3 separate regions of the Homo sapiens genome follow, and all the other regions are linked to region 1. Evidence: read pairs that join two places in POLR2A ChIA-PET (ENCODE). Cell type or tissue: Panc1. All regions are shown on one strand. Links, peaks and the distances in the headings refer to the core of each region. The heading gives the core; the rest is flanking DNA.

Evidence for each region. ChIA-PET counts read pairs that join two places held together with the same protein. Peaks named below come from ENCODE experiments on the same cell type or tissue, not always from the same donor. Only the 100,000 strongest peaks of a DNase experiment are listed, where the experiment ranks them.
Region 2: POLR2A ChIA-PET joins it to region 1 with 14 read pairs; 2 of 35 experiments call an interaction of 5 or more read pairs at or near these places.
Region 3: POLR2A ChIA-PET joins it to region 1 with 10 read pairs; 5 of 35 experiments call an interaction of 5 or more read pairs at or near these places.

Annotation. Positions count from the first base shown.
Region 1 is chr19:38,970,589-38,981,426 of GRCh38, reverse strand. It overlaps FBXO17 (F-box protein 17), which reads left to right and starts at 5,685. Exons shown (of 6, transcript NM_024907.7): 1 at 5,685-5,841. RefSeq lists enhancers at 3,139-3,238, 3,689-3,738. In Panc1, for the core only: no CTCF peak of the experiment used is centred there; DNase peaks (open chromatin) are centred at 3,224, 4,746, 5,226, 6,036 and 1 weaker place; H3K4me3 peaks cover 2,830 bases; H3K27ac peaks cover 4,428 bases.
Region 2 is chr19:39,515,270-39,526,107 of GRCh38, reverse strand. It overlaps SELENOV (selenoprotein V), which reads right to left. Exons shown (of 6, transcript NM_182704.2): 1 at 10,087-10,838; 2 at 7,476-7,500; 3 at 7,315-7,368; 4 at 7,131-7,205; 5 at 6,938-7,037; 6 at 5,433-5,962. The coding sequence ends at 6,960. Among named protein-coding and RNA genes, the nearest start is that of SELENOV, 5.6 kb to the right of the region's middle. RefSeq lists silencers at 1,412-1,612, 5,625-5,919. In Panc1, for the core only: no CTCF peak of the experiment used is centred there; no DNase peak of the experiment used is centred there; H3K27ac peaks cover 312 bases.
Region 3 is chr19:38,859,248-38,869,514 of GRCh38, reverse strand. RINL (Ras and Rab interactor like) reads left to right here. Exons shown (of 12, transcript NM_001195833.2): 11 at 105-268; 12 at 349-1,685. The coding sequence ends at 411. Among named protein-coding and RNA genes, the nearest start is that of RINL, 14 kb to the left of the region's middle. RefSeq lists enhancers at 1-94, 165-224, 3,237-3,812, 4,372-4,666 and a silencer at 9,197-9,365. In Panc1, for the core only: no CTCF peak of the experiment used is centred there; a DNase peak (open chromatin) is centred at 4,604; H3K27ac peaks cover 1,464 bases.

The sequences.
Region 1 (10,838 bases), core at 1,552-9,551:
GCTCCCGGCTGAGTGCTTCGAGAGGATCATCCCAGGAGTTGCCACCGATGCAGGATTTTTCTCAGCCACATTGCTGCCCAGAGACCTCTGGCCAGCAATGCCACTGCCCTGGCCTTGCACTGTTCCCAGGTTTGTTGCAGGAGGCACCCTGCCCACTCAGCCCACCAGGGCACAGCTGGATTGCACTCTGGCATGGATCCCACAGCCACCGTGACTTTGCACTCAGCCCCTGGGTGGGAGGGGGTGTGTGAACTAGCAAGTGTGGGGTCCCACTGGCCCCTGCAAGCACTGACACAGGGGCAGGCTCCATGTAGGGTTTGTGGCTGGACCAGGTGTGTTGCAAGCGGCTCCCACTGTGTACTCTGGCGTTCAGACAAGGAGAACACGGCGGCACCCAAACAGGGAAGCCCATGACCCTGAAGTCCCAGAGGTGGTGTTATAGCATGCTAACAGCTCTGTTAGTCCCTCCACAGCCTGACGAAAGGAGGCATGTTAGTAGTTCTGTTATGTTGCCCCACTCTGGCCTGTAGCTCCAGGGCTGGCCTGGTCTTGCCACTGCTTTCTGTTGCATGGGGTGGCCGCTAGGCACCAATCGTGGGGAGCTATGGTGCTACTGCCTTCTTTGTACCTACATTCGGCAGGGTCCCAAGTTCTTGTCCCACGTCCAAGAAGAATGAGATCACACTTACAATCCAAGGGTGAGAAGGGTGGAGAAGATTTTTATTATTAAGTGACATAAAAGCTCTCAGCAGAGAGGGGATGTGAGGGTAGTCCCCCACCTGAAGTCAGGTGGTCTCTCCCTCAGTGTGGCTGGGTCTGGGGCTTTTATGGACTTAGAATGGGGGAGTGCATGCTGATTGGTTTGTGAGTATGCAAAAGAGGCTAAAACAAAGGCACCATTCAAAGATGGGCATGACAGTGTAAAAAACCAATTACGGGCTGGGTGTGGTGGCTCACACCTGTAATCCCAGCACTTTGGGAGGCCAGGGCAGGCAGATCACCTGAGGTCAGGAGTTTGAGACCAGGCTGGCCAACATGGTAAAACCCTGTCTCTATTAAAAATTCAAAAATGAGCCAGGCGTGGTAGCGGGCACCTGTAATCCCAGCTACTTGGGAGGCTGAGGCAGGAGAATTGCTTGAACCCAGGAGGCGGAGGTTGCAGTGAACCAAGATCATGCCACTGGACTCCAGCCTGGGCAACAGAGCGAGACTCCATCTCAAAAAAAGAAAGAAAAGAAAAAAAAATTAGGGAAGGGTAGGTACATGTAAAATAGATGAAGGGTGGGGAGGAATCAGAGGAAAGTGCACCAAACAGGAAGACAAGTTCTCAATCTGGTCCGTGGATTTATCTGAGACTTGCAGCTTGGCCTTCAGGCTTAAAACTGTCTTTGGCTTGAAGATGAGGTTTCACTGGGGAACCACCCCTATCTGCCAAGGGATTTGACTGCCTCCTGCCACTATCACCACCACAGATAACCACAAGCCAGGATATTAACGTTATGGATGATGGGCCCAGGCAATGCACTGCACAAGGTAAGGGACTGTGAGAACACGTGCCCTATAGCGTAGGCCATCTCTCCAGAGGCTGGAAAGTTAGATTTGTATGTGACATCCGTCCATTTTTCACTGTTTGCAATAATTGCACCATTTTTTTTTTGAGTCGGAGTCTCACTTTGTCGCCTAGGCTGGAGTGCAGTGGAGCAATCTCAGCTGACTGCAGCCTCTACCTCCTGGGTTCAAGTGATCTTCACACCTCAACATCCCAAGTAGCTGGGATTACAGGCATCTGCCACCACTCCAGGCTAATTTTTGTATTTATATTTGTATTTTTTTATATTTATTTATTTTTGAGACAAACTTTTGTTCTGTCACCCAGGCTGGAGTGCAGTGGCACGATCTCAGCTCACTGCAACCTCCGCCTCCTGGGTTCAAGTGATTCTCCTGCCTCAGCCTCCCAAGTAGCTGGAACCACAGGTGCCCTCCACCACACCTGGCTAATTTTTGTATTTTTAGTAGAGACAGGATTTCACTATATTGGCCAGGCTAGTCTCAAACTCCTGACCTTCTGATCCGCCCGACTTGGCCTCCTAAAGTGCTGGGATTACAGGAGTGAGCCACTGCACTGGCCCATTGCACCATTTTTAAAACACAACACCTGACCAGTAATTGCAGAAAAATGGGCAAAGGTGATTAATGACAAACTATGTAGAAAGAAATGCAAATAGCTCTTAAACACATGAAAAGATGACCAATGTCCTCATCTTAGGAGAAATGCGAAGGAAGATACCAGGGCAATACCTTTTTTTGTTTTCTTTTGACTTCTTAGATAGGCAAAGATGTAAACTTCGTTTGTTTGTTTGTTTGTTTTGAGACAGAGTCTTGCTGTGTTGCCCAGGCTAGAGTGCAGTGGCACAATCTCAGCTCAGTGCAACCTCCGCCTCCTGGGTTCAAGCAATCCTCCTGCCTCAGCCCTCCTAGTAGCTGGGACTGCAGACACATGCCACCACACCCAGCTAATTTTTGTATTTTTAGTAGAGACGGGGTTTTGCCATGTTGGCCAGGCTGGTCTCAAACTCCTGACCTCAGGTGATCCGCCTGCCTTGGCCTCCCAAAGTGTTGGGATTACAGGCGTGAGCCACCGCGCCCGGCCTGTTTATTTGTCTTGAGATAGAGTCTTGCTCTGTCACTCAGGCTGGAGTACAGTGGCACCATTACAGCTCACTGCAGCCTTAACCTCCCAGGCTCAGGCGGTCCTCCTGCCTCAGCCCCCCAAGTAGCTAGAACCACAGTCACACACCATCATAGCCAGGTAATTTTTAAATTTTTTGTAGAGATGGGGGTCTCACTATGTTGCACAGGCTGGTCTTGAACTCCTGGTCTCAAGTGATCCTGCTGCCTCCCAAAGCACTAGGATTACAGACATGAGCCACCGTGCCCGGCCAATGTAAACATTTGATAACACATCAGATTGGCAAATGTCAGGGCCTCCTAGTTCAGTTCTTCTTGGTTGATGGGAATGACAGTTGAGGTTTTATTGTGATAGAAGGCTTTAGATTTAATTGGGTAGAAACAGGCCTTGCTCAGCAGAAAGAGCTGCAAAGTAGGCACATCAGCCTGCACCATGTGAGGAGACACCAGGAACAAATGTGACTCCGAGGGAAAGCACGACCAAGACCATAAATAAAACCTCTCTTCCTGTTCAGATCCAAGCACATGGACAGGCTCTGAGTGACAACCGCATTCAGTGGGCTGCCCTGCTAGAGGTTCCCCAGGCCTCTCCACCGGTCCTGAATCATCAGCCTTCCTGAAACTGGCTCTGACCTAAAGCCGAAACCTCAGCAGGTCTGAGGCGGTTACCAGGGCTCCTTATATTGGGTGAGTCAAATCACACTCCCTGCAGGAAAGGAGTCTAAAAACTAGAATACCAATAATAAAGAAACAAGGCCAGATGCAGTGGCTTATGCCTGTAATCCCAGCATTTTGGGAGGCCAAGGCAGGCGGATTGTTGAGCTAATGAGTTCGAGACCAGCCTGGGCAGCATGGCGAAACCTCATCTCTACAAAAAATACAAAGATTAGCCGGGCATGGTGGCGTGCCCCTGTAGTCCCAGCTACTTGAGGGGCTGAGGTGGGAGGATCACTTGAGCCCAGGAGATCAAGGCTGCAGTGAGCTGTGATCATGCCACTGCACTCCAGCCTGGGTAACAGAGCCAGACGCTGACTCAAAAATAAATCAATAAATGAAAAATAAACAATTCCACTTTTTGTAATAATAACAATAAAGAAACAAGCTCAAGTCCATGGGTATCAGCACACTGGTGACACGTGTCAGCACAAGTATGCATTAGCTTTGTAATCATTATAATAACACACAATTGCTTTGTCTATTTGTTAAGGTATTTACAACAATCGCAAACATCTGACATTAGATTTGGGAAGGCTTTAAGCGATGGCTTTTGGAAGGAATGTTGAAATGATTAGGGAAATCTGGTTTCGAGGAAGACTTAGAGGAACAACTGTTTAATGTTTTATCAAAGAACAAAGATTAGTTAGTATTCTTGTCCCTACATATGCAAGCCCCTGGATGTCAGAGAATTGAGCAGCATGAAGAAATGGCTACTTACGGCCAGGCGTGGTAGCTCACGCTTGTAATCCCAGTACTTTGGGAGGCCAAGACAGGCAGATCACCTGAGGTCAAGAGTTCGAGACCAGCCTGGCCAACATGGCCAAACCCCCTCTCTACTAAAAATACAAAAATTAGCCAGGCGTGGTGGCGCGTTCCTGTAATCCCAGCTACTCGGGAGGCTGAGGCACAAGAATTGCTTGAGCCCGGGAGGTGGAGCTTGCAGTGAGCCAAGATCTAGCCACTGCACTCCAGCCTGGGCAACAGAGCGAGACTCCGTCTCAAAAAACTAAAATAAAATAAATAAACCCCCCAAAATCCGGAATGCAAAACAAACCTAGGCCTACGCCTTTCACATAAGGAACTGCGTGTGGATCTGTGCTAAAAACTCTACCAATAATACAGTAATTTTACAACCCACAGCAGAAAATGCTTTCAAAGGCGGTTGTTACAAATAATGTAATAGTAGTCAAATTAGCGTTGGCTCTGAGTCCAGCACTGTGCTCCGCGCTGCACACGCAGTCTCACGCCGTCCTCACGATGGCGCTGTGGGGCCTGGCTGAGGTTTCTAGGGGAAGGGGCTTTAGGGAATCCAGGCTCTCTGGCTGTGTGACCCCTCCAAGCTAGCGACTTGGACTACGTGCAACAGACCAGGTATCTCTGGACTTCAGTTTCTCGGGAGAGGCGTCCATGAGGAGGTCATGCATACAAAGCATTTAGCACAGTGGCAGATATGAGCCAGTGGGCCTGGAGAATGATTTACCAGCGTGGGGGAGGCCTGGCTTCCAGAAAACTAGCTCTGGGGTGTCTGAGATCAGTCACCTTGAGGTCCCTGGTGCAATCTAGGGCCATCAGAAGGGACTGCAAAGACCCAAGGGCAGAGGTAAAGGGAGAAAATGGGTCGCGGCCCCAGCCTGACCGAAACTGAACCTCCGGATTAATTCAGTTGTCTATAGCTGGGGGGATGGGGAGGACAGGGGAGTCCTAAGGTGGAAGGGTACAGGTTTGTCATTGCCACAGAGAGTGCGTGTGGTGAAGGGATTTAATTTAAGATCAGCCCCGGGCTTCTGAGAATCTGGCCCTGGGAAGCAACGTAAATACAAGAAAATCCCTGTGGCCAGGGACTTTGATCCAAGTGTTTCGAATCAGGCCCTGGGTCGGGCTCACAGCTAAGCGGTTTACCAACCGTGGACCTGTGCAGGATCCCATGGATGTGAGGGGTGGAGACGGCCGCAAGCAGGAGGCCAGGACCAGAAGGAAACGGAATTTGGGTGGGGGTGGGGAGCTAGGACCAGTCCCCCCGCGGGGGCGTCTTGGGGATGTGGAACTCGCACACCCAGAGGAGGTGGCTCTCCCAGGGGTGGGCCCCGGATCCTAGGGGCGCGGGGCTGGCCCCGCTCCCCGCTGGCCTCGCGGCAACTGGGCCTCCCCCTCGCTGCACGCAGCCCTCCAAGCTCCCCCGCCCGCCCGCCCTCGCTCCCGCTGGGCCCCGCAGCCGGAGGAGGGGCGGCCTCCCGCCCCCGCCCGCTGGATCTCAGAGTCGCCGCCCCCGGCGCCGGGCTGCAGCCGCCACGCCCCGGGAGAGGACCGACCGCCCAGACCGCCGGTCCCGGGGCCCCCTGGGCCACGCCGATCACGGGGAGCCCCTCGACTGCCTCCCAGAACAAAGTGGGAAAGGGAAGCTTAGCCCGCCGCTGCCGCCTCCGAGCAGCCCGCCAGGTGAGCGCCGGGACAGGTAGGGGACCCAGGTCGGGACCCAAGCGTCAGTCCCGTTCTCGCCCACAGCTGGGGCGCCCCGGGAAGGATTCCCGCGCCAGGCCCTGCCCGGAGGGGCGGGTCCCTGGGAGTCCCATAACCCGCAGCGTCGCTTTCCCGGGCCCTCCCTCGGCCTGAGGCTCCTTTAAACCCAAAGTTATACAAATGCACGTTAGAAAGCCCTAAATCTGGAAGGGCTTTGCTTTGAACGTGGGTGTTCGAACGCCCAGGCCTCTCCATCCCTGCGCTCGTCCGCGGAGGCCACCATCCAAAACCCCTGCCAAACGCTGCAAACCAACACGTGGGCGCAACAGCCCGGGGAAGGCCAGGCCGCTTTTTACCGTTGCTGGATTTTCTGTCTTCTGGCCGTCAGTCCCTTCGCAGAATCTGTGAATCAGAAGCCTTGGAGGGCGGTTTCTCGATTTAGCAACTTGGGCACATTATGTGTTTCGCTGCGGCCCCAACCCTCAATTTAAATTTTGTTCTGCCAAGTTACTTTTGCAATGTTCAGTGATATGTTCGAAAGCTCTGTATACTGCCTCTTCAACTTTAGACAGCGTCTATTTACTCCATATTTTGAAAGACAAATATTATGGGAGTCTAGTTGTAAAATAAATAATACTTCTTTAAAAATGTTCCAGTAATACACGACACTCAGACACGTAGGACAGGACAGAGCTTTGCATGGAAAACAACACGCCTTTAAACAACAACCTCTCCCTCACCACCGCCCCCAACCCCTGTCGGCCAAATACATTTTTTTGTTAACTACATTACTTTTCAAAAATGGCAAGAAGTAACTCGTGATCGCTGGTGCCTCGTTTTTAACTTTTTCCACTTTTTATTCCTCTGGTATCTATTTCCAAATCTTTACAGCATATTTTTGGATTGTTATTTCTTATTTCATCAACTTTTAGACAACGCGTCCATGGATCCCTTGCTAAAAATAGGAGACAACTTTGATCATCTCCGTGGTTTTCCTCCTCCCTATATAATCACCTCCCTGTATAGTCAGGACATTACTTTCGGCTTCTCTATTGGCTACTTTTCTAACATAAAATAATTTTTTTAACTTGTATTTATTGTTCCATTAAATATACCTAGTATCTGTTGACTCTCTTTTTGTAAGGCTTGGCTAAGGAGCTTCTTTTTAAAAAATATATTTTTAGGCCGGGCGTGCGCGGTGGCTCACGCTTGTAATCCCAGCACTCTGGGAGGCCGAGGCGGGCGGATCACCTGAGGTCAGGAATTCAAGACCAGCCTGGCCAACATGAACCCCGTCTCTACTAAAAGTACAAAAATTAGCCAGGCGTGGTGGTAGGCGCCTGTAATCCCAGCTACTCAGGAGGCTGAGGAAGGAGAATCGCTTGAACCCTGGAGGTGGAGGTTGCAGTGAGCCAAGATTGTGCCATTGCACTCCAGCCTGGGTGACAAGAGCAAGACTCTGTCTCAAAAAAAAAAAAACTATATATGTACATATATATATGTGTGTATATATATGTGTATATATATATATGTATATATATATATACACATATATATTTGAGACCCTGTCTCAAATCAAATCAAATCAAATCAAAACTGTGTTGCCCAGGCTGGAGTACAGTGTCGTAATCATGGCTCACTGCAGCCTCAACCTCCTGGGCTCAAGAGATCCTCCCACCTCAGCCTCCTGAGTAACTAGGGCTACAGGTGCACGCCCCCCCACCAAACCCCACTAATTTTTTTATTTTTTGTGGATACGGGGTTTTGCCGTGTTACCCAGGCTGGTCTCGAACTCCTGGGCTCAAGCCATCTGCTCGTCTTGGCCATCAAAAGTCCTGGGATTACAGGTGTGAGCCACCGGCGCCCAAACAAAAAGATATATTTTTAAAATAACATTTTTGTATTTATGTAAATATTAATTTCTTCAATTCTAATCAAATTCTACATATGGCTTAGAAATCAAATAGAAAAGTTTGCCTTAATTTTTTCTATAATAAAAGTATGTAATCTCTTTTAGAAGAATGGAAAACGAAGTGTTTTAGATTAAAAGAGATGAGTGAGACCTGCCACCCCCACTGGTGTTTGAGCCCCCACGGGGATCTTGTTAGGAGGAAACAGCCACAGAAGACCTGCTAGAGACAGCAGGGGAAATTGTTCACGGAGTGGGTATTGATGGCAGAATGAATTTTTGAGGCAGAATCTCTCTCTGTCGCCCAGGCTGGAGTGCAGTGGCACAATCTCGGCTCACTGCAACCTCCACCTCCTGGGTTCAAGCGATTCTCCTGCCTCAGCCTCCCTAGTAGCTGGGATTACAAGCATGTGCCACCACGCCTGGCTAATTTTTTTGTATTTTTAGTAGAGATGGGGTTTCACCGTGTTGGTCAGCCTGGTCTCGAACTCCTGACCTCGTGATCCACCCGCGTTGGCCTCCCAAAGTGCTGGAATTACAAGCGTGAGCCACCACGCCTGGCCAGGTTGCCCTTAATCTTAGGAGATTCATTAGGAAGTACTGAAGAGTAGTTCATCAAGGCCGCCAGGCCGGTGACTTATGCCTGTAATGCCAGCACTTTGGGAGGCTGAGGAGTTCGAGACCAGCCTGGCCAACATGTTGAAACCCTGTCTCGACAAAAATAAAAATTTAGCAGGGCATGATGGCGGGTACCTGTAATCCCAGCTACTTAGGAGGCTGAGGCGGGAGAATAGCTTGAACCCAGGAGGTGGAGCTTGCAGTGAGCCGAGATCGCGCCATTGCACCCCAGCCTGGGCGACAAGAGCAAAACTCTGTCCAAAAAGAAAAGAGAGAGTGCAAATATGGCAAAATATGGAGCAGATAGTGATGTTCATTTGATTACTCTTTCAACTTGTCTATAGAATGAAATTTCATAGTAAAAATTGGGAGAAAATAAAGTAAGATTATTTTGAAACAAAGAAAGAGACAGAAGACATGTATACAGTAGCACAAACTATGGAGTCCAATATACCAAGATTCAAATCCCAGCAGGTTTTTTTTTTTTTTCTTTGAGATGGGGTCTCACTCTGTCGCCCAGGCTGCAGTGCAGTGGCACAATCACAGCTCACTGCAACCTTGACCTCCTGGGTTCAAGCAATTCTCCTGCCTCAGCTTCCTGAGTAGCTGGGATTACAGGTGCGTGCCACCACACCCAGCTAATTTTTATATTTTTAGTAGAGATGGGGTTTCATCATGTTGGCCAGGCTGGTCTCGAACTCCTGACCTCAGGTGATCCACCTGCCTTGGCCTCCCAGAGTGCTGGGGATAACAGGTGTGAGTGAGCCACTGCTCCCGGCCTAGTTTTTTTGTTTGTTTTTTTCTATCATTCTTTTCCCTTGGTCCCAGCTTATAAAACCCACCATTCTCTTACTACCCAGTGGGGGTCTCAGTCTGTTTTGTAAAATGGAGGCTGCCCCATTCAAGAATCTTGAATAAAAGCCCATTAGATCTATAACTAAATTTGTTGTAATTTTGTCTTTTGACATGGCTCTGTTGCTTCTTTGTTGGGTGACCTTGGGCACGTTGCTGTCATCCTCCAAGCCTCAGTTTCCCCATGTGCCTACTTCATGGGGTGGTTTGAGGCTTCTGTGAGATTTTGTAAAGCAATTCCCACATGCCTAGAGCAAAGTAAGTGCTCAGTTAACAGTAGCTGTTAGTATTCTGTGAAGGCATCTCCTTAACTATTATAGCCTGTTCACCTATGACTAACACTGTCAACATAACTGCTGCAGCTGGGCCCTTTTTCTTTTCTTCTTTTTTTTTTTTTAATTGGCACAGGGTTTCACTCTCACCCAGGCTGGAGTGCAGTGGCACAGTCTTGGCTCACTGCAGCCTCAACTTCCTGGGCTCAAGTGATCCTCCCACTTCAGCCTCCCGAGTAGCTGGGACCACAAGTGCACACCACCATGCCTGGCTAATTGTTAAATTTTGTTTGTAGAGACAGGGGTCTCACTATGTTACCCAAGCTGGTCTTAAACTCTTGGGCTCAAGCCATCCTCCTGCCTTGGCCTCTCAAAGTGCTGGGATTACAAGCGTGAGCCACAGCACCCAGTCACCACCCATTTTTCTAGGGATAGATTTGGAACTTGGTATTTTCTTTTTCCTTTTGCAAATTCAACGAATGATCGTGCCAGAGGTTCAGTTTTTGTCCTGCTGTGTTTCGCCTTGTTTTTTCCTAAGCGTGTCTGTCCTTATCCCACATTCTTCTAGTCTCTGATGGCAGCATATGGAGGTGCCCACGTGGACTCCTCCAATCCCATAGCTGGGTGTTTGCTGCTAATCATAGTAACTCCTCACAGTGGCAGCAAACATTTGTCGAGGGCCAGACCCTGATCTCATGAAATTTCCCTACAACCGTGAGGGGCAGGGGTTATTAGAGGTCCATCATCTCTGATCCAAAGCTCTTGGGGCCAGATGCATTTGGGAGTCTAGACTTTGAATTTTTTTTTTTTTTTTTTGAGATGGACTCTCCTTTGTCACCCAGGCTGGAGTGCAGTGTTGTGATCTTGGCTGACTGCCACCTCCACCTCCCAGGTTCAAGCCATTCTCCTGCCTCAGCCTCCCAAGTAGCTGTGATTATAGGCATGCACCACCACACCCAGCTCATTTTTGTATTTTAGTAGAGATGGGTTTCACTATGTTGACCAGGCTGGTCTCGAACTCCTGACCTCAAGTGATCTGCCTGCCTTGACCTCCCAAAGTGCTGGGATTATAGGCGTGAGTCACCATGCCCAGCCTAGACTTTGAATATTAAGCAAGTCATACGGAGCCCATTTGGTATGTTACATAAGTCCCCTAGTAGGGCTGAGGAGCATTTGTGTAATCAAACACTAATAGGCCTTCAGTGAAATGCACGTTCATTCTCAGGGGAGTAACTAAAGACTATACAAAACCTCATGACAGCTCAAGTCAGCTCCTGCCACCAAATGGGTCTGGGAAAAACTGTTGGTTTTCTGAGCTTTTGAAC
Region 2 (10,838 bases), core at 1,201-9,200, 550 kb before region 1:
GTTTTGTTTTGTTTTTGAGACGGAGTCTCACTCTGTTGCCCAAGCTGGAGTGCACTGGTGCGATCTCGGCTCACTGCAACCTCCCCCTCCTGGGTTCAAGCGATTCTCCTATCTCAGCCTCCCGAGTAGCTGGGATTACGGGCGCGCACCACCAGGCCCGGCTAATTTTTGTTTGTTTGTTTGTTTGTTTTTTGAGACGGAGTCTTGCAGTGTCACCCAGGCTGGAGTGCAGTGGCGCGATCTCGACTCACGTGCAAGCTCCGCCTCCCAGGTTCACGCCATTCTCCTGCTTCAGCCTCCCAGGTAGCTGGGACTACAGGCGCCCCCCACCACGCCCAGCTAATTTTTTGTATTTTTTTTTATAGTAGAGATGGAGTTTCACCGTGTTAGCCAGGATGGTCTCGATTTCCTGACCTCGTGATCAGCCCGCCTCAGCTTCCCAAAGTGCTGGGATTACAGGCGTGAGCCACCGCGCCCGCCCTGCTGCTTAACGTATTTTGAAGCTGTTAATAGGTACATACAGTTTAGAATTGTACCATCCTCCTGCCCAATTAAAATGTTTATTATTCTGTAGTTACTACTTCATGTCTACGATGCAATTCTGACACTAGGAGTGAATATTCGTCTTCACAGGTTTAAGGACTCAGTCTTCCACAAGGCTGTCCTCACTCCAGACACCAGCCACAAGCTCTGGGGTTCCCAGACCTCCTTACTCCTGACCAACAGGCTACAAATTCAGGGGGTTCCCACTCCTCCTTCAGGGTCAATAATTCACTAGAGTGACTCACAGAACTGGGGAAAGTGCTATGATTTTATAGTTTTATTATAGCAAAAAAAAAAGAAAAAAAAAGATAAAAATCAAGATTAGCCAAGAAAGAAACACACACATGGCGAGGTCTGGGATGGTCCCAGTGCACAGTTTCCACGTCCTCTCCCTGTGGAGGCAGGACACATCAGTTTTCTGGCACATGGATTTGTGGTGATACGCAGAGTATTCCTAGCTGGGAAAGCTATCTGGGCCTGCGTGCACAAAGTTTTTTTGGGGGGTTTTCATTTATTTTTTTTCTGAGACGGAGTCTTGCTCTGTCACCCAGGCTGGGGTGCAATGGCCTTATCTCGGCTTACTTTAACCTCCACCTCCCAGGTTCAAGTGATTCTCCTGCCTCAGCCTCCCGAGTAGCTGTGATTACAGGCATGTGCCACCATGCCCAGCTAATTTTTGTATTTTTAGTAGAGGCGGGGTTTCACCCTGTTGGCCAGGCTGGTCTCCAACGCCTGACCTCAGATGATCCGCCCACCTCAGCCTCCCACAGTACTGGGATTACAGGCATGAGCCACTGCACCCGGCCTATTGGGGTTTTATTATGCAGGCGTGATTGACTGGATCATTGGTCATGGAACTGAAACTCAATCTCCAGCTTCCTTCCCCTCCCAGACTGTCAAGCTGATACCACGTGGCTCAAAGTCCAGCTTTCTCATAAGCTCATGGTGGCCCTTCTGTCACTGACAGCTGCCATTCTGATTCACCTAATTACCATAAACAAGAAGTGGAAGTGCACCGTTAGTCACCTTTTGAGTCTAAACTATCAAATATGGGCCGGTGGTGGCTCACACCTGTAATTCTGGCACTTTGGGAGGCCAAGGCAGGCGGATTGCCTGAAGTCAGGAGTTCGAGACCAGCCTGAGCAACACAGTGAAACCCCATCTGTACTAAAATACAAAAAAAAAAAAAATTAGCTGGGCGTGGCGGCGTGCACCTGTAGTCCCAGCTACTCGGGAGGCTGAGGAAAGAGAATCGCTTGAACTCAGGAGGTGGAGGTTGCAATGAGCCGAGATCGTGCCACCGCACTCCAACCTGGGAAACAGAGTGAGACTCCATTTCCGAAAAAAAAAAAACAAAAAAACTATCAAGTATGGCCCAAGGGGTCCACCATGTTAACGGTGCACCCCTGTCACTTGGGAAATGCCAAGGATTTAAAGAGTCCCTCCCAGCAACTGGACACAAAGGCCAACTAAATTCTCTACTATACGACAATATCTAATACTGTTTTTTACTTTAATGACTTTTATGTTAACGACAATTTTTTTTTCCTTTTTTTTTTTGAGATGAGTCTCGCTTTGTCCCCCAGGCTGGAGGGCAGTGGCGCAATCTCAGCTCACTGCAAGCTCCGCCTCCCGGGTTCATGCCGTTCTCCTGCCTCAGCCTCCGGAGTAGCTGGGACTACAGGTGCCCACCACCACGCCCAGCTAATTTTTTGTATTTCTTTTTTTTAGTAGAGACGGGGTTTCACCATGTTAGTCAGGATGGTCTCGATCTCCTGACCTCATGATCCGCCCATCTCGGCCTCCCAAAGTGCTGGGATTACAAGCGTGAGCCACTGCGCCAGGACTTTTTTTTTTCCTTTATTGAGACAGGGTCTCTCGATCTGTCGCCCAGGCTGGAATGCGGTGGCACAATCATGGCTCAATCATGGCTCACCGCAGCCTCGACCTCCTGGGCTCAAGCAATCCTCCAGCCTCAGCTTCCTGAGTAGCTGGGACTACAAGCGAATGCCACCATGCTGGGCTAATTTTTGTATTTTTTGTAGAGACAGGGTTTCCCTATGTTGCCCAGGCCAGTCTTGAACTCCTGGCCTCAAGTCATCCTCCCGCCTCTGCCTCCCTAAGTGCTAGGATTACAGGTGTAAGCCACCATGCCTGGCTCCTTTTAATTGCTAACTCATGTTCCTCAAAATATTATCTTTGGGAACTACCTGGGAAATGGTTCAGCATCTTCTTAGTTGACTTCTGTTTAATCATAACACATACTTGGGAACATTCCTAACCAGACATTAATTTAGATGAAATTTCAGACTTGTCAGATGGCAGGAATTTAGGTCCCAAATTTGTGTGAGTGCAGGCTTATTAACAGAAGGCTTTCTTTCAATCATTTGCTCACTAACAAGGTGGAGACTGCTAATCACCCCAACTGCCTACCTCTGTGAGAGGGGCATTTTTTCCCAGCCTACCCACTGGAGGGTACTGCCTCCTGGGGTTCCCGGCATCCACATGGTCTCCACTCTGGCATCTCATCCCGCTTGGGCCTTGGGTTCTGTCTTTTCCCTTTACATTTTGAGTCATGCAGGTTCTTGCCATCAAAATTAGCAGATTTCCTCACAGCAAGTACCAACTCCAACACCAACCACTTTTGGATTTATATTTCTGTGAGATTTCTGGACTCCAGGAGTTCCCTTACCTTCCCACCAGCTCAATTTTGCATTAAAAATATTTTTAAAATATTTTAGGCCGGGAGCAGTGGCTCACACCTGTAATCCCAGCACTTTGGGAGGCTGAGGTGGGCGGATCACAAGGTCAGGAGTTGGAGACCAGCCTGGCCAACATGGTGAAACCCCCTCTCTACTAAAGATACAAAAAATTAGCCGGGCGTGGTGGCGGGTGCCTGTAATCCTGGCTACTCTGGAGGCTGAGGTAGGAGAATCACTTGAACCAGGGAGGCAGAGGTTGCAGTGAGCCAAGATCGCACCACTGCATTCCAGCCTGGGTGACAGGGCGAGACTCCGTCTCAAAAAAATAAAAAATAAAAATATTTTATGAGGTATGTTAGGCGTTCTGAACCAGGGTGGTGTCACCAAGTTCATAAAAGTGTGATTAAAGCAAACCCCTGGCCAGGCATGGTGGCTCATGTCTGTAACCCAGCACTTCCGAAGGCCAAGGCAGGTGTATTGCTTGAGCCCAGGAGTTCAAGACCAGCCTGGGCAACATGAGGAGACCCCCGTCTCTACTAAAAATACAAAAATCATTAGCCTGCCTGGTGCAGTGGCTCACGCCTGAAATCCCAGCACTTTGGGAAGCCGAGGCAGACAGATCACGAGGTCAGGAGTTCGAAACCAGCCTGACCAACATGGCGAAACTCCTTCTCTATTAAAAATACAAAAATCAGCCGAGCATGGTGGGGCGCGCCTGTAATCCCAGCTACTCAGGAGGCTGAGGCAGGAGAATGGCTTGAACTCAGGAGGCAGAGGTTGCAGTGATCTGAGATCGCGCCACTGCCCTCCAGCCTGGGGGCAGAGTGAGACTCTGTCTCAAAAAAAAAAAAATCGTTAGCCTGGCATGGTCGCACGTGCCTGTAACCCCAGCTACTTGGGAGGCTGACGTGGGAGCATTGCTTGAGCCCAGGAGTTCAAGGCTGCAGTGAACTGAGATCATGCCACTACGCTCCAGCCTGGGTGACAGAGCGAGACTCTTGTCTCAAAAAAAAAAAACAAATCCCTAACTGTAGGGGGTGGAAAGTATCTTTCACATAGGAAATATCCTCTCATGTTTTATACTGCTTGACACATACAGATTTCACTGAGACAAACCCCATATATGTTTTGGGACTTTCCCCTACCCTCCAGCACTCTGTCTTAGCAGGCATGATAGATAACTTATTTCCTACTCACACCAGCATATCATTTGTATGTACAGGGCCAGCACATTATCCTGTCAGGTGTTGAAAACATCAGGCCTGAGGTGGCTCACGCCTCTAATCCCAGCAGTGAGGCTGAGGTGGGCGGATCACTTGAGGTCAGGCGTTCGAGATCAGCCTGTCCAACATGGCAAAACCCCATCTCTACTAAAAATACAAAAATTAGGTGGGTGTGGTGGTGCATGCCTGTAATCCCAGCTATTCGGGAAGCTGAGGCAGGAGAATTGCTTAAACCCAGGGAGGCAGAGGTTACAGTAAGCCAAGATTGTGCTATTGCACTCCAGCCTGGGTGACAGAGCCAGACTCCATCTCAAAAAACAAACAAAACAGAATTTGTGTTTTCTACTGTGTGAGCCATTGGCAGTCAAGTCTGCTGTGTGAGCCATTGGCAGTCAAGTCTGCTGTTACTAGTAGGCAAAAGCACTCTTAACTGAAATCTACTACTAACTGAAACTTACTAATTCTGTGATAAGCCTTCTGCTAATCCTTTCCCAAGCATAATTTAGTATGTAATTATCACAAAAATTCCACAAGTTAAATAGTGCTATGACGTCTATTTTATGGAGGAGGAAATGGAGGCTCAGAGAGGTGGCGTCCCTTGGTGGTGGTCACACAGCAACTAAGTGGTAAAGTCTGAGCCCCCCCTGCCTTTGCCCTTGACCTCCTGGCATGTGACCACTGACCCCACCATGCCAGGTGCAGAGTACGGAGCCCATAAATGTCCAATGAATGTGAAAATGCCTCTCCTCCAGCCCCAGGTCACAGAGACGCTCCCTACAACACTGGCATTCTAAAACCTATGGGTTTTTTTCCTTTTTTTTTTTTTTCTTGAAACAGGATCTCACTCTGTTGTCCAGGCTGCAATACAGTGGCATAATCATGGCTCACTGCAGCCTCCTGGGCTCAAGCCATCCTCCTGCCTCAGCCTCCCAAATAGCTGGGACCACAGGCACACACCACCACACCTGGCTAATTTTTTATTTTTTGTAGAGTTGGGGTCTCACTATGTTGCGCAGGCTGGAACATAGATCTTACAGGTTTAGAAAGTGGGCCCTGGAGCATAATCGAGTTTGGAGTGTCACGGGTTTGAGTCTGACTGCCATCCCCGTTTCCCTCACAACCCCAGAAAATGCCAATAAGATGGAAGGTTTTCAAAATGTATCTGGAACCAGGGCATGGGAAATGACGAATCCACAAAAGAAACAAACTGCCCTCAGGAGCAAGAGGAGTGGAGGCCAGACAGAGGACTGGAGCTACAGGACTAGCCTTCCAAGCTCCCCTCCCTCCCACCCCTGGGGCCAGAATATCAGGTGACTTCCACAGACCTCAGAGGTGAGTGTGGCGACAGCAGACACAGTCAGACTGGACACAGGGGTGCTGACTCTGCATGTATTCTCCTCTTCCCCTCCCTGAGCTCACCCCAGCCCCAGCCACCATCAGAAAAGGACCTGACTTGGCAACATTTCAGCCCTTCTCATCATCCAGCTGAGACTCCTAAGATGGGAGAGAAAGAAAAGAATTTTAAATAACAATAACAATGACAGCTCCATATAAAAATAAGTGTTTATATAGGGTCTACCATGCCTCAGGCAGTTATACTGTTTCCATGGACTACAATGCCCATTCTAGTTTCCTCACTATTTTTTCTTTTCCTTTTTTTTTTTTTTTTTTTTTTGAGACAGAGTCTCGCTCTGTCGCCCAGGCTGGAGTGCAGTGGCGCCATCTCAGCTCACTGCAAGCTCCGCCTCTCAGGTTCACGCCATTCTCCTGCCTCAGCCTTCTGAGTAGCTGGGACTACAGGCACCCGCCACCACGCCTGGCTAATTTTTTGTATTTTTAGTACAGACAAGGTTTCACCGTGTTAGCCAGGATGGTCTCGATCTCCTGACCTCGTGACCCGCCCGCCTCGGCCTCCCAAAGTGCTGGGATTACAGGGGTGAGCCATCCCGCCCGGCACTTTTTTTTTTTCTTGTAGAGACAGGGTCTTGCTCTGTCACCCAAGCTAGAGTGCAGTGGCCCAGTCAGAGCTCATTGCAGCCTCTAACTCCTGGGCTCAAGCAATCCACCCACCTCAGGCTTTCAAAGGGCTGGGATTACAGGCGTGAGCCACTGTGCCTGGCTAATTTATTTATTTATTTATTTATTTATTATTTTTTGTAGAGACAGAGTCTCATTATGTTGCTCTGGCTGGTCTCGAACTCCTGGGCTCAAGTGATCTGCCATTTTAGCCATCCAAAGTGCTAGACTTGTGCCCTGCCTCCTTGCTATTTTTCAAACTCACTGAACACAGTCCTACCCCAGGGTCTTACAGATGAGGCAACTGAGGCTCAGAAAAGAATGTAGGTGACTTGTCATGATTCTAACAGTGAGAACCGGCTGAGCTAGGATCAGGACTGAGACAGAGCCCTGCCCCATCCTCCTACCCGGCCTCCACCCCTCCCACCGCAGCCTTGGGAGCTCCACGCTCACCTCCAGCTCCACCCCTTGCCGGCTACCTTTTCTTGATTTCCTCATCGATAACGCTCACAATTTTCTGCAGCCTGGACTCGTTCACAAAGCCATCACCCCTCTGGGCACAGAGGGAAGAAAGCACACAGGTCTCCCACCCCCAGGACCTCAGCACCACCCCACCTCCCTGTCCCGGACCTTTACTCAGGATCACCTTCTTGGAATGGACCAGTCTCCCGTTCACAAACACCTCAAACTCCCCTGTAGCCTGGGCAGCTCTGTCCTCCTCCTGGGAGGAAATGGTGAGCGTAGGGGAGGCTAAGCTCTCTCCTCCAAGCCCCTTGGGGATCTCAGATCCCTGACCACCCCCCTCTCCCCCAGGACCCCCACACACTTACAAAGAGTAGGTGATTCGGAAATTGCTGCTCCAGGCTCTTTTTCAGTAGAATGTACTGAGGGGAGGAGATGGGGTCATGGGGTTGCAGGGGAGGGGAAACAGGGACTCCTCCCAGTCTTCCTGCCTCAGGCTCCCCCTACCTCCAAAGCCAAAACTACTCACCCGAAGGCTATAGCTTCAGAGGCCACTGGAGGCCAAGAGCAGGAGGAGAAAGTTAAGAGAGAGACCAGGGAAGACACCGCATCAGTATCTTCCCCAGCTCAGGGCACCCTATGAACACCTGAGTTAGATCATGTTCCTCCCCTGTTCAGAATCCCGAAGTAGTGCCATCTCACGCAGGGGAAAAACCAGTCCTTCCCGTGGCCTGCAAGCCACCACAGGATCTGCCTTCTCACCCCTCTGTCTCCATCTTCTCCCACTTCTCCCCAATTCATTCACCCTGTGCCAGCCACAGAAGCCCCTAGCTCATCTTTCTTTCTCTCTCTCTCTCTTTTTTTTTTGTTTTTTTGTTTTTTTGTTTTTTTGAGACGGAGTCTCGCTCTGTTGCCCAGGCTGGAGTGCAATGGCGCGATCTCAGCTCACTGCAAGCTCCGCCTCCCGGGTTCACGCCATTCTCCTGCCTCAGCCTCCCTAGTAGCTGGGACTATAGGCGCCCACCACCACGCCCGGGTAATTTTTTATATTTTAGTAGAGACCGGGTTTCACCATGTTGGCCAGGATGGTTTTGATTTCCTGACCTCGTGATCCACCCACCTCGGCCTCCCAAAGTGCTGGAATTACAGGCGTGAGCCACCGCGCTGGGCTTTTTTTTTTTTTTTTTTTTTTTTTTTGAGACAGAGTCTTGCTCTGTCGCCCAGGCTGGAGAGCAGTGGTGCGATCTCGGCTCACTGCAACCTTCCACCTCCTGGGTTCTAGCAATTCTCCCACTTCAGCTTCCCAAGTAGCCGGGATTACAGGCATGCACCATCACACCCAGCTAATTTTTGAAATTTTTTATAGAGACAGGGTTTCACCATGTTGCCGTGTTGCCCAGGCTGGTCTTCAACACCTGGCCTCAAGTGATCCACTCACCTTGGCCTCCCAAAGTGCTGGGATTATAGGCCCTGCCCCTAGCTCATCTTTCAATACCCCAGGTATGCCCTGCCTCAGGACCTTTGCACTGGCAGTTCCCTCAGCCAAATGCTCTCCCCACAGCATCCACACAACTCCTTCTCTCCTTCCTTCAGGGCTTCGCTCATATACCCCCTTCTCAGTGAGGCCTTCCTGACCACCCCAGCTAAAACTGCAACCCCCCAAAATGCCTTTTGTTCACAGTACGGATCACCTCCTCACATATGAGATCATTTTCTACAGGTCATATTATTGTTTTTTTGCTTGCCCCTCCACACCAGCCCATGGGAGCCACAAGGACGGGGATCTCGGTCTTGTTCACTGCTGTGTCCCTGATGCCAATAGGACCTGGAACATGGTGGGTGGTGAAGAAGTAGTTGTCGAATGAATACATGAATACACGAATCCATGGAGTCAGAGAAAGAGACAGAAAAGATAAGATGGAGAGAAAGAAAGAGGCCAGAGGTGAGGGAACCGAGATAGGGAGAAGCAGAAACACACAACACTCTGGGAAAGGAAAGACACAGGCTGGGCACGGTGGCTCACACCTGTAATCCCAGATCTTTGGGAGGCTGAGGCAGGAGGACTGCTTGAATGTAGGAGTTCAAGAACAGCCTGGGCAACATAGTGATACTGCCCCCGCACCCCATCCCCGACCCCATCTCTACAACAAAATTTAAAAATTAGGGGCCAGGCGCGGTGGCTCACACCTATAATCCCAGCACTTTGGGAGGCCAAGGTGGGTGGATCACGAGGTCAGAAGATCGAGACCAGCCTGGCCAACATGGTGAAACCCCGTCTCTACTAAAAAAAAATACAAAATTAGCCGGGCGTGGTGGCACATGCCTGTGGTTCCAGCTGTTCGGGAGGCTGAGGCAGGAGAATTGCTTGAACCCGGGAGGCAGAGGTTGCAGTGAGCAGAGGTCGCGCCATTGCACTCCAGCCTGGGCAACAAGAGTGAAACTCCGTCTCAAAAAAAAAAAAAAAAAATTAGGCAGGCATGGTGGTGCACACCTGTAGTCCCAGCTACTCAGGAGGCTGAGGTGGGAAGATCGCTTGAGCCCTGGAGGTCGAGGCTGCAGTGAGCAGTGATTGCACCACTGCACTCCAGCCTGGGCAGTAAAGCAAGACCTGTCCGAAACACAAACAAAAACAAAAGAGAGAGAGAGTGAGGTGGGGAGACAGAGAGACAGAGAGTGGGAGAGACCGCCTGTGGGCAGAGACAGAAGAGGAGGAAGTGAGAGAGAGAGAGAGAGACAAGGGGCCAGAGAGGCTTCCAGGGCAGGAGAGAGGCTGGGAAGGGAAGCCAGAGCCCCTATCATGTGCGGTGTCTTTGGGTTGGTCTTGCTGGGGAGCAAAGTAGATCGATCTGCTCTACTCAGCACCCCATCTCTAGCACAGGCCTGGCACTTGGCCCGCGGGGCACTCAGAAACGAATGAATGAAGCTCAGATCCAAAGCAGGGATTTGAACCTGAAGCTCTCCTGCCCCAAAGAGAATGAGAGACAAGAGCGGGTTTCCAATCTGGGAACTGGAACTCTGGGGCTCTTCCTGAATCCCTCCCCTCGCCCTACCCCAACCCTGACCTCCACGTCCCCGGAGACCCAGCCCCCACTGCCGGCCCTGTCCCCGGGGGTTGGGAGAGGCATGTGTGAGGTCCTCACCAGTAGGTCACTCGAATCAGGACCCTCTTGTCCAGCGCGAAGTTCTCGCTGGAGGAGGGGAAGGTTTCCGTACAATTCTGTAAGGAGATGGCCGACGGGATGGTCCCCAGGATGGGCGAGGGGACAGGACTGGGAATGGGGGGATCCGCCAGCCCGATGGCCGACGGGTCTGCCCTGAAGGTGAAGTCCAGGGTGGGCCCGGGTGAGTTCGCGGCCAGCGGGGTGCGCGTGGGAAGGGGCCCCGGGGCGGGCCCGGCCTCGCTGGAGACCGACGGGATGAGCTTCAGGCTCGGCGCCGGCTCAGGGTCCTCCTCGGGCAACAAAGGCAGCTCCGGAGCAGGTTCCGGGGGCGGATCCAAAGGTAGGGCCGGGGCCAGGTAGGAGTCCAAGACGGGGAGCGCGGCCCGAATCCCTGCCAGGAGCTGGGCTGGGGCTGGGGCTGGGACCCGGACTGGAGGAGTCAGGGTCCGAGCCGGAGTCGGGACCGGAGTTGGGTTCCGGACGGGAACGGGAGTCGGCACCGGAGTAGGGATCCAGGCCGGAGCAGGAGGCGGAACCAGACGGGGGATCCGGGCCAGAGCGGGAGTGGGGACCAGAGTGGGAATCTGGGCTGGAGCAGGAGTCAGGACCAGAGGGGAAGTCCCGGCTGGAGACGGAGTCAGGACTGGAGTCAGGGTCCGGATGGGGGTCCGAGTCCGGACCGGAGTCGGGGTCCGGAGTGGAGTCGGTGTCCGGGTCGGGGTAGAAGCCCG
Region 3 (10,267 bases), core at 894-8,893, 110 kb after region 1:
ACAGCCTCCCCCCGCAGCAGGAGGGACGGCAGGCAAACTGCAGGGGGATTTGGGGCGACCAGGGAAGCCGAGAGGGCGGAGCTGACTTCCCTTTCTGTCCCCAGCTGGGTACTACCTGACCACGTGGTTTGGGGCGCTGCACCACATTGCCCACTACCAGCCCGAAACAGACCGCGCTCCCCGGGGGCTCAGCTCCGAGGCCCGCGCCTCCCTGCACCAGTGGCACCGCAGGCGGACGCTGCACAGAAAGGATCATCCCAGAGCCCAGGTGACTGCCCATCTGGCTGCAAGTAGAAGGGAGGGTGAGACCTGGTGCCCTTCTGACCCAGCTCCCACCTCTCCCCACAGGCCAACCTGCCCTTTAAGGAGCCATGGGCAGAAGAGACTGTGACAGGGACCAGTGACAACTAGGGGTTTCACACCCCTCCGTTCATGCCTGTAATCCCAACATTTTGGGAGGCCAAGGTGGGAGGATTGCTTGAGCCCAGGAGTTTGAGACCAGCCTGGGCAAAACAGTGGGACCCCCATCTACCAAAAAAAAAAAAAAACAAAAATTAGCCGGGCGTGGTGGCGTACTCCTGTGGTACCAGCTACTCAGGAGGCTTTGCAGTTTTAGACAGGCGTATCAGAGAAAGCCTCACTGAGGTGACATCTGCAGAAAGGCCTGAAGGAGGGGAGGGGAAGGGAGGAGCAGAGTGGGTATTAGGAAGAGCATTCCGAGAAGCAGGATGAGCCAGTGCAAAGGCCCAGAGGTAGGCTGTTCCCTTTTCCTGGGACCCCTCCCTCCTCCTTGCTGCTCCTAAACCACATAGGTCAGGAGTCTGGACTGACCCAGGTACGTCTGGCATCTTGCTTGAGGAACAGGGGGTTTTGTTTTGTTTTGAAAGAACGTCTCTGTCTGTTGCCCAGGCTGGAGTGTAGTGGCATGATCTCGGCTCACTGCAGCCTTAACCTCCTGGCTCAAACAAGCCCCCTGCCTCTGCCTACCAAGTAGCTGAGACTACAGGCACCTACCACCGTGCCTGTCTAATTTTTAAAATTTTTTATAAAGATGAGGTCTCTCTTTGTTGCCCAGGCTGGTCTCAAACTCCTAACCTCAAGCAATCTGCCCACGTCGGCCTCCCAAAGTGCTGAGATTATAGGCGTGAGCCACCGTGCCCAATTGTGATCGTTTTTCCCAAAGAATGTATCACATGCTAACAAACCATATATTTATGTATTTCATTGTTCATAGTAACTACAATTTAAAAAACTAAAAAGAAACAAGTGAGGCCGGGTGCGGTTGCTCATGCCTGTAATCCCAGCACTTTGGGAGGCCAAGGTGGGCAGATCACCTGAGGTCGGGAGTTCAAGACCAGCCTGACAAACATGGAGAAACCCGTCTCTACTAAAAATACAAACTTAGCCGGGCATGGTGGCGCATGCCTGTAATCCCAGCTACTCCGGAGGCTAAGGCAGGAGAATGGCTTGAACCCGGGAGGCGAAGATTGCGGTGAGCGGAGATTGCGCCATTGCACTCCAGCCTGGGCAACAAGAGTGAAACACCATCTCAAAAATAAATAAATAAATAAAAAGAAACAAGTGAAGTTAACGTTAATAATAATATATTTGATTTAACACAATGTATCCCAAATATTATCACTTCAACATGTATCCATATTAAAAAGTTACTGACATATTTAAAACTTTGTATGTTTGTGTGTGTGTATGCTAAAGCTTTGAAATTTACTGTGCATTTTACACTTAATCACATCACAGTTTGGACTAGTCACATTTCAAGTATGCACTAGCTACATGAGGTATCTATCTGTGTCTATACGTATAGATATATCTATATATAGATAGATTTATATATTTACAAAAATAAAAAATAATTTATATATAAATTAAAATATTTAATTTATAATCATAATAATTATATTAATTTATAAAATAATATAAATATTATAAAACAATAATATAATAATTTATATATATATAACTTTTTTTCAATTTGTAAATAAACTGGACAGCCTCCAAACCACAATAGGTTCAGAGAGGCTCCTGACGTTGGCTTTTTTTTTTCTTACCTCACATGTGTAGCAGCTGGACTGACCCTGGCTGTTCGAAGAGCCCTGGCCAGTTGTCCTGTGGACAGTCCCAGTTTCTGGCCTCGTCTGCTGCTTCCTCATGATTAAAATCTGGTCTTGCAGCTGTGGGGAAGAATACTCCGCAGGGACGCTGTGTCCTTCTCGGTACCTGAATCCCATCAGGGGCCGTGATTGGTAAAGCTAACTTTGACCATTGAGCTAAGGAGATAGGCTAGTCGGCTAGAGCTGCCATCAAAAAGACCACAGATGGCCGGGTGCGGTGGCTCACGCTTGTAATCCCAACACTTTGGGAGGCTGAGGCAGGTGGGTCACGAGGTCAGGAGTTCGAGACCAGCCTGGCCAACATGGTGAAACCCCGTCTCTACTAAAAATACAAAAAAAAAAATTAGCCGGGCATGGTGACGCGCCTGTAATCCCAGCTACTCGGGAGGCTGAGGCATGGTGATGCGCGCCCATAATCCCAGCTACTCAGGAGGCTGGGGCAGGAGAATCGCTTGAACCTGGGAGGCGGAGGTTGCAGTGAGCTGAGATTGTGCCACTGCACTCCAGTCTGGGCGACAGAGCGAGACTCTGTCTCAAAAAAGAAAAAAAAAAGATCACAGACTGTGTGGCTTAAACAACAGAAATTTATTTCCTCCCAGTGAAACTGTGTTTGCAAAATTATGACTGAGACAGTGAAAGAGATCTAACATAATTGACTCCATCTTGCTTCTAATCTCCAAGCTGTCCTTGTTCATTCCTAGATGTAGGCCGAACTAACTTTGAGAGAAAGAGTTTATAGTTTAAACAAAGTTGAAAACAGCCCTTTCCAAAGCAGAACTCCCTCTTTTTTTCTTTTTTTTTTTTTGGTGAGACAGAGTCTGGCTCTGTTGCCCAAGCTGGAGTGCAGTGGCACAATCTCAGCTCACTGCAACCTCCGCCTCCCGGGTTCAAGCAATTCTCCTGCCTCAGCCTCCTGAGTTGCTGGGACTACAGGTATGTGCCACCACGCCTGGCTAATGTTTGTATTTTTAGTAGAGACACAGTTTCACCATGTTGGCCAGGATGGTCTCGATCTCTTGACTTTGTGATCAGCCCACCTCGGCCTCCCAAAGCGCTGGGATTACAGGCGTGAGCCGCCGCGCCCAACAGCAGACCTCCTTCTTGTCTGGGAACTAGATTGCCTTTGTAGGACTAACATTAATCATAAGATTAGAAATTATGGTTTAGGAGTCATGCAGCCAGAGGCTACAAGATTCTGACCCTCCCTAAACTGCTCCTAAGATCAGTGCTTGGAACATTGTGCAGACCCTGCGCTTGATGGATCAGTGGGCACCACCAGATCAATAAACTGGCTCTTCTGATCTTGTGGCCCCCTATACAGGAACTGACTCAGCTCAAGAAGACAGCTTCGACTCCCTATGATTTCATTCCTGAGCAATCAACACTCCTGGCTCACTAGCTTCCCCCCACCCACCGCGTTGTTGTTAAAAGCTCTGATCCTAGAATGCTCAGGGAGACTGATTTGAGTAATAATACAACTCCGGTCTCCCGCACAGCGCACAGCGGGCTCTGGCTCCTCTGCGTGAATCACTCTTTTTTTTTTTTTTTTTTAAGGCGGAGTCTTGCTGTGTTGCCCAGGCTGGAGTGCAGTGGCGTGGTCTCAGCTCATTGCATCACTGGAAGCTCCGCCTCCCGGGTTCACGCCATTCTCCTGCCTCAGCTTCCCAAGTAGCTGGGACTGCAGGCACGTGCCGCCACGCCCGGCTAATTTTTTGTGTTTTTAGTAGAGACAGGGTTTCACCGTGTTAGCCAGAATGGTCTCGGTTTCCTGACCTCGTGATCCGCCCACCTCAGCCTCCCAAAGTGGTGGGATTACAGGCGTCAGCCACTGCGCCCAGCGAATTACTCTTTCTCTATTGCAATTCCCCTGTTTTGATGTATGGGCTCTGTCTAGGCAGCAGGAAACGTGAACCCCTTGGGCGGTTACAATAGTTCCAGTTCGAGGTGTCAGCACAATAGACTTCCTTCTGAGGGCTCTCTCCTTGGCTTGCAGATGGTCATCTTCTCCCCTTGTTTTTTGTTTTATTTTTTGTTGTTTGTCGGTTTGTTTTTGAGACAGGGTCTCACTCTGTCGCCCAGGCTGGAGTGCAGTGGTGTGATCTAGGCTTACTGCAATCTCCACCTCCCACGATCCTCCCACCTCAGCTTAGTAGTACTAGGACTACAGGTGCACACCACCACCATGCCCGGCTAATTTTCGGTATGTTTTGTAGAAATGGGGTTTCGTCATGTTGCCCAGGCTGGTTTTGAACTCCTGACCTCAAGTGATCCACCCGCCTCGGCCTCCCAAAGTGCTGGGATTATAGGCGTGAGCCTTTGAATTCTTGCATCATCTGTGGGTGTCACCTTGAGACCTGGTGACCAACCTGTTCCTCAACACCTTTCACCCAATGCTTTTAGCACTTCTCTGTTGTTGCTGAATCATTGGATTTATTTGTACTATTAGAGTCTATGTGTGCCAACTGACACTGGTTTTCCACTTCCTGGAGTGAAATGACATCTCCTGTTTAAATAAATGTGTTGAATTAAAAACAAAAGAGTGGGTTGATTTAAAGAAAATTATTAAGCAGTGAAGTGGGCAGGTGATGCATGAATGTGTGGCAAAAAAAAAAAAAAAAGGGACGTGAAACTCAAATGGCAGCTGTTTGGGGTATCGCTGGTTGAGGGCTTAGGGTCAAACTCAAGCTCCTGTTTGCTGTGGAGCTCTGGGCTTCATGCTAGAAGTCTCCCCTTGGGCTCTCACTCACATCATGGAAAAATAATTTTTAATAAAGGAAGTGGGCCGGGCATAGAAGCTCATGTCTGTAATCCCAGCACTTTGGGAGGTGAAGGTGGAATGATTGCTTGAGCCCAGGAGGTCAAAGCTGCAGAGCTGTGATCACACCACTGCACTCCAGCCTGGGCAACAGAGCAAGACCCCACCTCAAGAAAGAAGAAAAAAAGAAAAAGGGAGGAAGTGAACAAAGGAAGTGGTCATACCAAGCACACAGGGTTTTTTTGTTTTTGAAAAAAAAAGTTCTAGTCCACGAAAAAAGATTCAAAGAGAAAAGTCAGAAAGCCCTTTTAAATATATATATATATATATATAAAACTTGGGGCCGGGCATGGTGGCTCACGCCTGTAATCCTAGCACTTTGGGAGGCCGAGGCGGGCAGATCGCGAGGTCAGGAGTTCGAAACCAGCCTGGCCAACATGGTGAAACCCCGTCTCCACTAAAAATACAAAAATTAGCTGGGCGTGGTGGTGCACCCTTGTAATCCCAGCTACTGGGGAGGCTGAGGCAGGAGAATGGCTTCATTGAACCCAGGAGGCAGAGGTTGCAGTGAGCCGAGATCGTGTTACTGCGCTCCAGCCTGGGTGACAAGCAAGACTCAGTCTTAAAAAAAAAAAAAAAAAAAAAAAAAAAAACTTGGATATTAGCTTTTGATTAAGCTGACTTCTAACTATAAAGCTCTTTAAAATAACTACTCTTAAATTTCTTATTACCAGATTAAATTTCTTATTAAAATAAATAAATTTATTTATTTATTTATTTTATTTTTGAGATGGAGTGTCTGTCTGTTGCCCAGGCTGGAGTGCAGTGGTGCAATCTCAGCTCACTGCAACCTCCGCCTCCTGGGTTCAAACAATTCTTTTGTCTCAGCCTCCCAAGTAGCTGGGACTACAGGCAGACACCACCATGTCCGGCTAATTTTTGTATTTTTAGTAGACATAGAGTTTCACCATATTGGTCAGGCTGGTCTCGAACTCCAGACCTCAGGTGATCCACCCGCCTTGGCCTCCCAAAGTGCTGGGATTACAGGCGTGAGAGCCACAGTGCCCAGCCGTATTACCAGCTTTTAGTTGGGACAAACAGCTGGTATTCCTGGCTTGTGAACTTCTTCACCACAGGTACTCTCCCAAGTGAAACCTATAAGCCTTAACCAAGGTTATGACTTAACCAAGGATGCAGGGCATCTACAGCCGTCCTCCCAAGATCTAGAACCACTGCAAAGACAGCTCAAAGAAAGGAAAGTTTTGCTAGCTGCCAATGGAGTACAGCTCACATTTCTCTCTGGCCATATTCTCTAGGGTCTCCGCTCCACAGAGTTGACTGTTTACTCACAAAGGCCCAAAAGTCCTGAACGCCCTCACAGATGGAAGATAGGAAATAAAAAGTTGTCCGTGGAAGCAAAAAGAATCAATAGCGAGACCGGGCGCGGTAGCTCACGCCTGTAATCCCAGCACTTTGGGAGGCCGAGGCGGGTGGCTCACTTGAGGTCAGGAGTTCGAGACTAGCGTGGCCAACATGGTGAAACCCCATCTCTACTAAAAATATAAAAATTAGCTGGGCGTGGTAGCAGGCGCCTGTAATCCCAGCTACTCGGGAGGTTGAGTCAGGAGGATCACTTGAACCTGGGAGAAGGAGGTTGCAGTGAGCCAAGATAGCACCACCGCACTCCAGCCTGGGCACAACAGACCAAGACTCTGTCTCAAACAAAAGAAAAAAAAAGAATTTCAGGAACTGGCCTTAGGAAGTAACCGAGGGTGTGAGTGTCCCAGCTCCGGAAGGAAAGCTGAACAATTGATTTACAGCCTTGTTGCACCTGCCAGAACACCATGTGGCCCATTACTCAAGATAACCATCGCAGCCAGACAAGTGTCCTCATGAGTGCTCTACTCCTCACATGTTTTGCCCAGCTCAGCCTGTATATCCTCCCGCTAATGTCAATTCCAGAGCTTTGCCTAATAAAAAAGCCCTACTGGCTCTTTTCCAAGAGTCAGCCAGCAAATTTGCTCTCTTTCTCTTGTGCTGTCTCCCTCATACCCAGGCATAAACTCCAATGAAGTCTTGTCTGGGAAAACTGTTTTGGCCTCAAGTCAATTTCAGTTGCATTCAGATCCCAAGAACTTGTGGTCTGTAACACTGGGCGGGGGACAGTGAAAAACAGAGGGTTTACAAGGAGGCTCAAGAAAACTTCTGCAGGCGTGGTGGTTCACACCCATCCCAGCACTTTGGGAGGCCAAGGCAGGGGGATCACTTGAGGTCAGGAATTCAAGACCAGCCTGGGCAACATGTTGAAACCCTGTCTCTACTAAAAATATAAAAATTAGCGGCTGGGTGTGGTGGCTCATGCCTGCAATCCCAGCACTTTGGGAGACCAAGGCAGGCAGATCACCTGAAGTCAGGAGTTCAAGACCAGCCTAATCAACATGGAGAAACCCCGTCTCTACTAAAAATACAAAAAAATTTAGCCAAGCATGGTGGCACATGCCTGTAATCCCAGCTACTCAGGAGGCTGAGACAGGAGAATCGCTTGAACCTGGGAGATGGAGGTTGCAGTGAGCCGAGATCACACCATTGCACTCCAGCCTGGGCAACAAGAGCAAAACTCCATCTCAAAAAAAAAAAAAAAAAAAAATTAGCTGGGCATGGTGGTGCATGTCTGTAATCCCAGCTACTAGGGAGGCCGAGGCAGGAGAATTGCTTGAACCCAGGAGGTGGAGGCTGCAGTGAGCTGAGATCATGCCACTGCACTCCAGCCTGGGCGACAGAGCAAAATTCCGTCTCAAAAACGAAAAGAAAACTTCTGTGGGTGTGGTAGCTCACTACTGTAATCCCAGCATTTTGGGAGGCTGAGGCAGGAGGATTGCCTGAGGCCCGGAGTTTGAGATCAGCCGAGGTAACGTAGCAAGACCCCATCTCTACCAAAAAAACAAACAAAAAAAAACCCAATTATATTTATATATATAATATATATATAATATAGTATATATTATACACTATATATAATATAGTATATATTATATATACTATATATGATATGCTATATATAATATAGTATATATTATATGCTATATATGAGATACTATATAATATAGTATATATAATATATGCTATATATGATATACTATATATAATATAGTATATATAATATATGGTATATATAACTATTATATATAATATATAGTATATATAGTGTGTATATATATAACTATATATATATTTTATATACATATATATTATATATATATATATATAAAATGGCCATGGGGTGGCAGGAACCTGTAGTCCCAGCTACTTGGGAGTAAGCCACAGTGAGCTATAATCACACCACTGGACTTCAGCCTGGATAGCAGAGCAAGACTATCTCAAAAAAAAAAATAAAAAACAAAAAACAAAAAAACAAAAACACTTCCTGGGGATGATGAATACTGTTTTTACCTTGTGGTCACTATCTTGATTTGTGGTGATGGTTTCCCAGGTGTATATGTAAGTTAAAACTCATCAATTGTACACTTTAAAGGTCTGGTTTCTCACATATCAGTTAGACCTGATTGAAGCTGGGGGCGGGGAAAGGTAGGGAAAGGGTCAGGACTGCGTAATGCAAATGAGAAACTTTCCTCTAAGGGGTGGCTTTCCCCACTGGTCCCTGAGGGTGTCTGAGTTTTCAATCTGAAGCACAGCAGACCGTGAAGCTATTTCTGCTTGGAGCCGGAGGAGGCTTAACAACAAAAAAGAAGAAAGCAGGTCGGGCACAGTGGCTCATGCCTGTAATCCCAGCACTTTGGGAGGCCGAGGCAGGCGGATCGTAAGGTCAGGAGATAAGAGACCAGCCTGGCCAACAAGGCAAAACCCAGTCTCTACTAAAATTACAAAAATTAGCCGGGCATGGCGGCGGGCGCCTGTAGTCCCAGCTACTTGGGAGGCTGAGGTAGGAGAATCGCTTGAACCTTGGAGGTAGAGGTTGCAGTGAGCCGAGATTGCACCATTGCACTCCAGCCTGGGCGACAAGAGCTAAACTCCGTCCCCCAAAAATAAAAATTTAATTTAATTTAAAAAACATGGGTGAAACTTGAAAACATGCTAAGAGAATCAGACACAAAAGGCTACATACTATATTTTTCCATTTATATGATGTGGGTGAAAGATTACCTAGGTGCCGAGGCAAGAGACTGAAGGCACAAACTGTTTCAGTATAATAAAGAAAATAGTTAGAATAAGAATAGTCATAATACAAATTAGATATAGAGATGATCATGGACAATTATCAATCATTATTATAAACATTATTAATCATTAGCTTTTAATATTACTCTTTGTTGCATTACTAATATACCCTAAGGATAACCGGTGGGTATAGGGTCAGGTGCTGAAGGGACATTGTGAGAAGTGACCTAGAAGGCAAGAGGTGAGCCCTCTGTCACGCCCACATAAGGGCCGCTTGAGGGCTCCTTGGTCAAGCGGTAATGCCAGTGTCTGGGAAGACGCCCATTACTTAGCAGACCGCGAAAGGGAGTCTCCTTTCCTTGGAGGAGTCAGGGAACACTGCTCCACCAGCTTCTTCTGGAAGGCTGGATATTATCCAGGCCTGCCTGCAGTCACCGGAGGCCTAAACCCCTCCCTGTGGTGCTGTGCTCCAAAGGTCACGCTCCTTGTCCACTTTCACGTTCCTCCCGTACTCCTGGATCCTCTTTGAAGTTGGTAGTAGATAGCGGTAGAAGAAATAGTGAAAGTCTTAAAGTCTTTGATCGTTCTTATAAGTGCATAGAAGAAAACGCTGACGTATGCTGCCTTCTCTCTCTGCTTTGGCTACCTAAAAGGGAAGGGCCCCCCACCCCCGTCCTATGATCACGTGACTTGCTTCACCTTATCAATCACTTAGAGGATTCACCCTCCTTACCCTGCCCCCCTTGTCTCGTATGCAATAAATATCAGCGCGCCCAGCCGTTCGGGGCCACTACCAGTCTCCACAACTTGATGGTAGTGGTCTCCCGGGCCCAGCTGTTTTCTCTTTATCTCTTTGTCTTGTGTCTTTATTTATTACCATCTCTCATCTCTGCACACGGGGAGAACACCTGCTAAGCCCCGTAGGGCTGGACCCTACAATATGAAATGTCCAGACTAGACAAATCCATAGAGACAGAAAGTAAATTGGCGGCTGCCGGGGGCTGAGGGGAGTGACTGCTGAAGGATATGGAGGCTGGGCACAGTGGCTCACGCCTGTAATCCTAGCACTTTGGGAGGCTGAGGTGGGCGGATTGCAACGTGGCAAAACCCCGTCTCTACTAAAAATTCAAAACACTAGCGGGGTATGGTGGTGGGCGCCTGTAATCCCAGCTAGTCCAGAGGCTGAGGCAGGAGAATTGCTTGA